2 separate regions of the Homo sapiens genome follow, and region 1 is linked to region 2. A link is a loop called in an ENCODE intact Hi-C map of the cell type or tissue named here. Cell type or tissue: PC-3. All regions are shown on one strand. Each heading gives the region's core, and the rest is flanking DNA. Links, peaks and the distances in the headings are about the cores only.

Region 1 (5,385 bases), core at 91-5,090, 57 kb before region 2:
AACTTTTTTTCTTGTCACTGGTTTAAAACATGAATTACACTCTGTTTCCTGAATTATCACCAGCTGCATATGCAGTGGGACTTTCTGAGGCTTTATTTACCTTATCTATCATAATTTAATTACTGTTGTCACTTTAATGGAGCATTTCTTAAACTTTTTGGTCTCAGGGCTCTTTTATACATTATGTGCTAACATTTTTATTTAAAAATCGATTTTCCAAAAAAATAGTGGGAAGAGTGCCATTTTGCAGGCATCATTAATGTCTGACAGCTTAAGACAAGCTGGATTTTCATCTCTACTTCTGTATTCAATCTGTAAAGATCTGCTGTTTTGGTTGAAGTATCTGAAGAAAATCTACCTCTTATAAATACATAGTTGGAAAAGGGAGGAGTAATTAGTAGCATTTTCAGATAGTTGTGGACATTCTTTTGCTACTACACTAAAACTCTGCAAGTGGTAGTTTCTTAAAGGTCACTTGCAGTATAGAATCTGAAACTATTAGCAAACCTTTTCTACTCTCTTACATTAAATTCACAGGTCTGTCTTGTATTTGGAATGAATCTCTTACCCAGACATGATTTTGTAGCATCATACATCCATCATCTGGAGACTATTGGTTTCCTGAATTATGTAGTTCTTTTGAATGTTGACACGTTTCATTATAGAATATCAAAAATTTACATTCATTAGCATCACTACTGATTTTATCAGAAAAGTTTTTAAATATAGGGGAGCTGTTAAGTTTATGGTGATAGGTACAAGTTCTTCAGACTTTAATTTTCACTTAAAAAGTTGAATTTTATTAATGACAACAAATCCTGTCAGCTGTTTTTTTTTTTTTTAAAGGATGGGCTTTTTTCATTGATTTTTGAAAAAATATCTTTCAGATACCCAAATCTGAATAATTATGCTTTGTCTGTCAGTCATTCTTTCAAGTAACAATGATCTTCCACAACAAAAGTAGCTAGCTCAGCACTCAACTCAAACAGTTGCAACTATGCTTTTCTTTGAGGCAATCATCTTATGTTAGTGTCCAGCAGAAGCATTTCATGTGCATTTGCCATTTGGTGTCACAGAATGTTAAAGGATGCATACTCAAGGGTTGAAATTTAATAAAAACAGTTTTTACTGTTCATCAAGGACATTGTGAAGTGAAACAGACTTTTTAAAAAATTGCAAGTGCTAGGTGGTGAAGAATACACCTAGCACTTTAGTGTAGTAGCAAAACAGTGATACAGTTTTGGTACCATTTGGCCTCAATTTGTGGTGGTACCAGTAGCCTTACCCACCGTTGCTTTTGCACTATTGGCAAATATCAACACAGTGAAAAAGGTAATTAAATATTTTAAGAAAATATTTTGACCTTGTGGACACCCAAATGATCTTGAGGACCCCTGGGGATTTATAGACCATACTTTGAAGAATGCTAATTTAGTGTGTGGTAGTGTGAAAAGATTGCAAGCTCCATTTTAAAATACCTGGTGAAGTGTTGATCACTTTTTATTGGGATGGCCTACCTAATAGAGACACTCCTCCCCCCAGTGCTTCTTAGGGGAACCTCATGCGTAACACTGAATTGCATGCCTGTTTCAGTGTTTATTGTTGGTTTTAAGAATACAGGGGCCGGGCACCGTGGCTCAGGCCTGTAATCCCAGCAGGTTGGGAGGCCAAGGTGGGCAGATCACCTGAGGTCAGGAGTTCAAGACCAGCCTGGCCAACATGGTGAAACGCCGTCCCTACCAAAAATACAAAAAATTAGCCAGCTGTGGTGGTGAGTGCCTGTAATCCCGCCTATTCGGGAGGCTGAGGCAGGAGAATCACTTGAACCCAGGAGGCAGAGGTTGCAGTGAGCCGAGATCATGCCATTGCACTCCAGCCTGGGCAACAAGAGCGAAACTCTGTCTCAAAAAGAAAAAATGAATACAGTACATATTTTTTTAACCAGATTTGAACCACTTTTAAACTATTTCTTTTAGGTATAGTTTACACTTTTAGGTATTTATTCCACTTCTGTTGGTGGATAACCTGTCTTAATAAATCTGTATTAAATAAGATAGTAAATACAACCTGTCTTTGTATTTACTATCTTATTTAATTCTCCTCACAACTCCACGAGGGAGGGACTTTTAAAAAATCTTCATTTTGCAGATGATATGACAGAAGCTCTAAGAGATTGTGTGACTAGCCCCTATTTCCTGATATTTAGAAATATATGTTAAAACAGTCTCTTTAAGTAGGTAATAGAAATCCTGCTAGGTCTGCCTGGATAGATGCTCTGTGGTGACTCCAGCTTGTCTCTTTCATCACTGCATTTCACAGGGCAGCCATCTTCAAGTCCCATTCACTTTGGCAGCTAGTGGTTCTTTCTCACTCCGCTAGTAAAGGCCCTATGGAAGGAGTAAGGAAGCTCTGTTTTTTGCTTACTCCTTTGAGTAACAGCCTTGCCACTGAACATTTGGAATCATACCAGCTTCTGACAATCTTATACTTGTGAGGAGGAACAAACAGGAACAAAAATATATGAGTTTAGTGTTTATTTCCTGAACTGCCACCAAGGTTGTGACTGACTGCAGAGATTTAGTTTTGTATTTTACTGCCAACTGCCTGAGCCAGGTCTGCTCTCTGAAAAGTTAAACCTAATAGCAGAAAATGTTCCTTTATTTAGTGGCCAGAAAGAGATTTGTAAAAGCAGTGTTTGCACTCTTCATATTCAGGTATTCATGCATAAATATGTGGTAGCTTTAATAATCTGAGGTTGGGATGAGGAGGATTAAAAGAAACCGCAGTGTAGGATAATATTAAGGTTTGGAATCACAAACTTATTAAAACTTATGATTTACTCTCCAGTTTTTAATTGTGAAATATTTCAAACCTACAGAAAAGTATAGTGAATAGTTTAACCTATGCCTAACAGCTGTATTTCATAAGTGTTGACATTTGCCATATTTCTTTAAAGCTAGAAAACATTTTAGATTTCTCCCCACCCCCCACCCCCTAACCCTTACCTCACTTGCTAGAGGTAACTGTTGTCCTGGAGTTGGCGTGTATTATTGTGACTCATTATGACTAGTCTGCAATTCTCAAAACAAAATCTTTATAGTTTAACTGGTGGAAACTAACCAAGTTCCTTGGAGATGTGTTAGGCAATGTGCTCCAAATTTCTAACAATTGTGGAAGTCCAGTGTTTAGCTTGAGTAGAGATTTTTTTGTGTCATACCTGGAGAAAATGACAGGCTATACAAACATATTTCTCTTCTTCCTTTTGATTTTCTGTAGCTTCCAGTTTATAAAGTCGGTTCTTTGTTTTGATTCATTGTATACTTAAGATCTTAGGAAGAACTTGGTTTCTTTGTAAAACCAAACCTAACTTAGTAAAATCAATTAAAATGTAAATTACTTCAGCGTGGGCAACATGGTGATTCCCCATCTCTACTAAAAATAAAAAAAATTAGCCAGGCATGGTGGCGCACGCTTGTAGCACCAGCTGTTCTGGAGGCTGAGGCAGGAGAATTGCTTGAACCCAGGAGGCGGAGGTTGCAGTGAGCCGAGATAGCGCCACTGCACTCCAGCCTGGGCGACAGAGTGAGACTCTGTCTCAAAAAAAAAGAAAAAAAGTAAATTACTTAGTCGCGGTATTAAAACTAAGTAATTGAAACAATTGTAATTTTAAAATACTTTAATTTTAAAAATTTCATTTCCTTTGGCTTTTTCAAATAACATTGCCACTATTTTTAAAAACCTCATTCAAGGTTATAGTAGCATGATTTTTTCTCTAGTTCTTTGAGCATAAGGGTACCATTATCAAAATTTAAAGTGTAAAAAATGCCATGTAACTGATTTTTCCCTCTGCAGTATAGCATTACATTATAAAAACAGAGACAGGTTATTTGGTTGCCTTTGTATTTTTATCACTTAGAAATGTAGTCTATTGAGGGCTGGATGTGGTGGCTCACGCCTGTAATCTCAGCACTTTGGGAGGCCAAGGTGGGCAGATCACTTAAGGCCAGGAGTTTGAGATCAGCCTGGCTGACCTGACGAAACCCCGTCTCTACTGAAAATACAAAAATTAGCCAAGTGTGGTGGTGCGCATCTATAATCCCAGCTCCTCAGCACACATCTGTAATTCCAGCCAGGAGTTCAAGACCAGCCCGGCCAACTTGGCGAAACCCCGTCTCTACTAAAAATACAAAAATTAGTCCAGCGTGGTGGCAGACACCTGTAATCTCAGCTACTTGGGAGGCTGAGGCACGAGAATCACTTGAACCCAGGAAGTGGAGGTTGCAGCGAGCCAGGATTGTGCTACTGCACTCCAGCCTGGGCAACACAGTGAGACAGTCTCAAAAAAAAAAAAAGAGAAAGGTAGTCTGTTGATATGGTGATGGCACTAGTATAGTAATTCCCTTGGAACAAAGAAGAAAAGAAGGTAAGACTTTAAAACTGACCTATTTTTTTAAAAAGCAATAAAACATGTCGATTTACTGAAGGTTTTCAAGTAAAGAAGTAGCAGCCCTAGTGGCCAGGTAGTGGCTCATGCCTGTAACCCCAGCACTTTGGGAGGCCAGGGTGAGTGGACTGCTTGAGCCCAGAAGTTAGAGACCAGCCTGGACAAAAGAGTGAAACCCTATCTCCACAAAAGATAGCTGGGTATGGTGGCATGCACCTGTAGTCTCAGCTATTTTGGAGGCTCAGGTGGGAGGATCACCTGTGCCTGGGATGTTGAGGCTACAGTGAGTACAGTGATTGTGCCACTGCACTCCAGTGTCAGTGACAGAGTGAGACCCTGTCTGGAAAAAAAAAATAGTAGTTCCTTCTCCCTCAGCATTACTAGTGTCACTTTTGGGGTACCCAGTGCTGGTAAAAAGGCTATACAACAAAAAGTTGCATCACAGCAGAATGGGAAGGGTTACCAAAAAATGGATTAGAGACCTACACTTGAACTGTGTTCTTGATTACGTTGGTTCTGATACAAAGTGCCTAGAACCATTTTACATTCTCATAACTATTTGTTTGGAAGAATTGAAGGAAGTTTTAATTATGGCATATAGATACACAATGTTTACATCTTTATTAAGCAATGATCTTGTTACGCTATAGCTGCTATAGCTGTTTTATTAAGCGGACAGATATAGGTAACCTGTTGAGCACTTATTTTATTTGCTATGATGAGCACTTACACAGTGTGGATGCAGAATCAATTTGTGAGGTACTAGGCAACATTAAGAAATAAAGAGAAATAGAATGGAAAAAATATATATAGATATCTATATATTCATATATATGTGGAATAGAATGGAAAAAACGGAGAAATAGAATGGAAAAAATGTATATTTATATATAATATATACCCATTATCCATTAGATTTATATCTAAAATATATATATATA
Region 2 (5,385 bases), core at 227-5,226:
CATGGTGGTGGCCACCTGTAATCCCAGCTACTCGGGAGGTTGAGGCAGAGAATTGCTTGAACCTGGGAGGTGGAGGTTACAGTGAGCCGAGATCACGCCGCCACGCTCCAGCCTAGGTGACAGAGCGAGACTCCATCTCAAAAAAAAAAAAAAAAAAAGATTCAGCTCAAATGGGAAATCTCCCTGACCGTTTCTCTTCACACAGAATAAGTACCATGTCCACCAAACTCCAGCTACACTTTTTAAAATAAACCATTACTCACATTTTGCTTTTTATTTTACCTTTATTACTTTTGTTTCTGTCTGTGCTAGATTGTGAGCCCCTTGAGGTCAGGGACTGTATCTTGTTCATCTTCATTCTAACAGCTTTATGTTCAGTTAACACTAGTAGAGCAACCAAAGATGAGCATTTTAAAGTTAAGGATTTATAGTTACACCTTGGTTAATGAATCTCCAGAATTGATACTCTTTTTTAGTTAGCTTTGTTTAAAATTCAAATTATAAGTCCTGAGAAGCAGTATTGGCATGTGATGGTGTTTCTACAAAGCCTTACAGCTTTGCAGGATAAAAATACCTCAGCACACAGTTTCTCTTTGTTCACTCACAGTTGAAAATCAACAGGGTTAACCTTAGGCAAAACTATGAAGTATGGAAAGTTTGTCTTTATTATCCAGGCATCTCCTGTTTTTACTTTTTCCCCTTAGCAATGTCTGTCTTTAGGTGTCTACTTTTTATCTTGTTCTGATCTTTTCTAGCCTGTCAATTCTGGATATATTTTAAGAATGAATGGGCATAAGTCAAACTGGGTATTTGGTTTTAAACCTTTTATTACTAAGTGTGAAATAAAAGCCATTAGATTACCTGTTCAAGTAATTTGAGTAGGCAGATTTTTTTCTCCCCATGGGAAAGAAAGAGAACTCACTGAAATTAAACCATTTATAGATTGGCCCCAAACACAAAATTAAGGAATCGTTTTAGTTTGCTGGAGGATTTGTCACCAGGACAACCATCTCTGCTTCGTGGGCCAAATGGGCAGATCTGACCTAGCTGCATTTGTTAGAGATCTGTTCTGAGGATTTAAAATGGGTGCTGAAGGTGACCCACAGAAGTGACCAAATTCCCTTAGGCAGGAGCAGGACAGTCACTGACTAGCCCATATGGCATCTTTGTACGTATTAGAAAAAGGTGCTCCTTCCTCAAGTGTTTTTATTTTTATCTGTCAGAAAATTGTGGTAATTTACAGATTTTGTTAAACAAGAAATTACTGCCATCTGTCAGAAAATTGACACGATAATTGCCATCTCTCATGTGAATGTGCCCCTTTAACACAACGTCATTGTGCACTATAAAACAGGCTGATCTAGGAAGGGGCTGCACCCTCCAGTTTGCTGCAGGCCAATGTGTCCTATTTTCTTACCAGTTTACTTAAAATTTAAGTAATTTCAAATAAACTTGCCTGTCCTTGCAGGCACTGGAATTTTCAATTCTTGGTCTTTGATTTTTCTGAAACATTTGAAAATGCAGAAAAGATACCACATGTTCTTTGTTCAAGAAAAAGGGTCTCATTTAGGGAATTGAATTGATGGGGTGCCGAATGGTCTGGGATTGTTAAATGCTGTTAATCAAGTCTTTAGCTTACTATTAGGAAGAACTAATTTAGACTTTGGGATGATCAGGATTTAAATATTCCTAGTAGTTTGTCACTGACAGTACAGGAACACCTGACTCCTAAGTGTGTTACATTCTATCTGTCTTGCTTGAGACTGTAATGCAGTTGCCATGGGATGTATTGTAAAGAAAACTTGAATTATTTAAGGAATCTTTGAGTTTCTAAGTAGAGAAAGAGAAGATGTTGGGGGTTTTTTTGTTTTGTTTTGTTTTTTTTAAAAAAAAGGCTGCTCAAAGGAAATGACTTTCAGCTAGAATGGTTCAGCCTGCATAGTGGGTCCCTCACTTTTATATGGCTTCATATTTTATGAATTAGAAGTTCTTTTTAGTGACTATCCTTAAAAAAAAAAATCTCATTTCCTTTCTCACAAAAAAGAAAATTGAATCACAGAAAAGTTGCGATTTGCCCAAGGTCATGATTTGTAAATGGCAAAGCTGGAATTTGAACCCACATCTGATTGATTCCAAAGGAATCAGCTGACAAGCTACCTCTTTCAGCTTTCAGTTTCAAAAGGTTGCCTGGCTTATTCGTAGGAAAAGAGAAAGGAGCAGCTGGTACTGTCTCTCTCCTCCCTCTTATTGAATGACCTTCAAAGTCCCACAACTTAAACCAACATTGTTAGTACCATGGTTCCGTTACATTATAAAATAAATACAAGATTCATATAAGATGTAAAATGGTCTCATTCTTTTAGTTTGGAATTTTTATCTAATTTCTGATTTTTTAATTTAAAAGCGAACTTTGATAGCATGATTGAATTGAATTTCAAAGCTCCATATTTCTGCAGGAGAGGTAGGACATTAAATGATTTTACGAGTCTGTGAAGTTTACTTTTCTGAAGTTTATGTGAAATCTCTAATGCTGTGTGTGGGTAGTTTTAATGAACTAGTAGTTGTGCTGTTTTGAAGATCTGCTAATCTATAATGTACCCCAGATATTTCTATTGTCATATATTGTACACTTTTGTTTTTATGACTTGAAAGCCTCAAAATGTCTAAAACCTTTTTCTTTTAATGTGTTATATATTTGAGGAAATCCCAAAGGAAGGAATTAATAATGTTCAGGCAGAAACTTTTCAAACTGAAAAATAGTACATGTCAGAAAAACGGGAAAGGATGACATATATGGGCGTGGTGAGGTTACATAAAACAAAATATGCCAATGAGCAGTATTCCCAGTAGAACGCGGCTCCATTAGGGCAAAGACCTTTTTTGTCTGATTCATTTATGGGTGTGTTTCTCATGAATAGAAGAGTACCTGACACCTAGTAGGTGCGTGATAAATACTTGTTAAGTAAAGAAAGGAATGAAAAGCATGTGATTTGGCTTTATGCATTTGTGTCCTACAAGCTGCCCAGGGTTTGATCACAATGACTCATTCTTTTTTAAGCTATTGCATGCCAAGTTGATTTATCTGCTTTTGTTACTTCCCTATATTTCATAGCTTCAGAGTGCCATTTATTACTCATTTGTTTAACAGATGTTTACTGAGCATCTAGTGTATACTAAGCAGTGTAACATTAAAAAGCAACCAGATCTTATGTTTCTTGGAAAATTGATCATACTAATTTAATGTAACTAATAATTTAGGGTATTATTTTATGCTGTGTGAGAAATTGGCACAGGCAGTAAATACTAGATTTCAGAAGTCAAACTTCATCATATAAGTATTTTCCATACTTATACTACCATATAAGTATCAGTAGACTTTGACTAGATAAAGAGTGGAGGGAGGGCTCCCAGGCAGGAATGGCACAGCCCAACCAAGGAAGGGATAAAACAATAGCAGTGTTCTGGGAAACTTAGTAGAGGTCACCCTGGTAAAGCCGAGATGGACAGAAAAAGGAATACATAGAATTGCCTGGTCGGTTGGGCTGATGGTAGTTTATTTTGTGCCAGACTGAACGGGCTAGACTTGATCTAGTAAGAGTCACTGATCGAGTGTATTTTACTCTGAGGGGGGTTCCTAGGTCTCCTTCAGGGCTCTGTCTTTGGTACAATTCTTCTCCTTTGGTTACTGACCTTAGTCATCTTTGTAGGCTCCTACTTACCGTCTGAACTTTTTGCCTCCGACCTTATCTTGGTAAGTGATCCCATCTGCTTAAAATGTATGTGTGTGTGTGTGTGTGTGTGTGTGTGTGTCTGTGTGTGTATATATATAGAGAGAGAAACCCCAGAATTTGTATCTCTGGCCTAGACCCCTCTAGACCTCTCTCCTGAGCTTTACACTCATGTACACCATTCCCCTTCAGAGCTCTACTTGGATGTCTCCTTCGTGTTTTAACTTCACATGCGTAAAATTGAATTCTTGGTTGTTAGCCCACCTCTAATGCAGTGTCCTCCCTGCCCCCAGTCTTACCCATTTTTTACGCAGTTTCTCAGGTAAAAAACCTGGGAGTTATCCATGATTCTTCTTTTCTTGACAAGACACATCTAGTCAATGACCAAGTCCTGTTAGTTGTACCAACACAATACACCCTGAATCCTACTACACTATTCTAAGCTGCCATTTTTGCTCCAGAATATAAGTTCAGGACTGACTATATAATCTGCAGGACCTAGTGCAAAATGAAAATATGGGGCCTTTTGTTCATACATTATTAAAAATTTCAAAAAGACCACTGAGGGACTTATCCATGTAACCAAAAACCATCTGTACCCCCCAAAACTATAGAAATTTTAATAAAAATGAAATCAGTGACAGTGGAGCATTAAATCAAGCTCAGGGCCCTTCCAAGTGGGGTCCCAGTATGACTGCACAGGCTCCCTCTTCATGAAGCTGGCCCTGCCTCCACTACTGCAGTAACCTCCTAAGTAGTAGCTCCTTCCTTCCCCCTATGGACCATCCCTCACAGGTCAGACTCATTAGTGTAGATCTAGTCATACCACTTCCCTGCTTATTGCAGTTAAAATAAAATGTACAAATCCTGCATCATCTGGCCTTCAGAACTTTGATCTGATCCTGAAGCTTTTTTAACCTCTTCTTCCACTACACATCTCATTCATTAGACAGCAGCCATAGTTGCCACCTTTTATCTGTCAAAAAGAACAAGTATAGTCCCATCTCAGGGCCCTTCTTTCTGTCTAAACACATATCTTTCATCAGATCTTCAGTTGGTAGCCCCCTTCCAACCATGCAGTTCTCTCAGTTTATATGGAACCTCCTCAGATGGGCCTTTCTCGACCACTGCTGGGTGAAATAGTATAGACTTCTCCCCACCGCCGCCACTACCACCACCTAATTATGTGCTATGACATTACTCAGGTTTATTGTATTCTTAACACTTACCATTGTGTGACTACCTTAATTAATTAATTATGACATACTGACTATATCTCCACCACCTAGCATAGTGTCTCATACATAATAGTGCTCAGTAAGTATTCATTGCACGAATGAATGTTTATCATAACCTTTTTAGCCTCTTTCATTTTAGGAGATTTATCTGAAGTTAACAATGTTTTTCTGTTAACAAAAGGAATACATACAATACAAACAAAATCCTTTGGGATTTTGTTTATTTGGGAATTTAACAAGGGCCCTTCCCTTGTTAAGTTTTTTATTTGTTGAGTCCTTATAAAATTGAATTGACTTTTATTTAATGTATTCCAAGTTAATTTTAGAATCTCAATGAAAGAAGCCCCCTTCTCTTTAAAATGGCATGTCTTTAGTATAACATATCATGATACATAAATGTACTTTAGCTTGGATAAGGA

What was found. Peaks named below come from ENCODE experiments on the same cell type or tissue, not always from the same donor. Only the 100,000 strongest peaks of a DNase experiment are listed, where the experiment ranks them.
Region 1: it touches region 2 in a loop (4-fold over the local background); 3 of 110 quality-filtered maps call a loop at or near these places.

What each region holds. Positions count from the first base shown.
Region 1 is chr13:45,159,939-45,165,323 of GRCh38, forward strand. All of the region lies in intron 4 of GTF2F2 (general transcription factor IIF subunit 2), which reads left to right. Among named protein-coding and RNA genes, the nearest start is that of KCTD4, 38 kb to the right of the region's middle. In PC-3, for the core only: no CTCF peak of the experiment used is centred there; a DNase peak (open chromatin) is centred at 3,073; H3K4me3 peaks cover 1,213 bases; H3K27ac peaks cover 2,967 bases.
Region 2 is chr13:45,217,159-45,222,543 of GRCh38, forward strand. The region is part of intron 5 of GTF2F2 (general transcription factor IIF subunit 2); the gene reads left to right. Among named protein-coding and RNA genes, the nearest start is that of KCTD4, 19 kb to the left of the region's middle. In PC-3, for the core only: no CTCF peak of the experiment used is centred there; a DNase peak (open chromatin) is centred at 2,953; H3K4me3 peaks cover 744 bases; H3K27ac peaks cover 3,364 bases.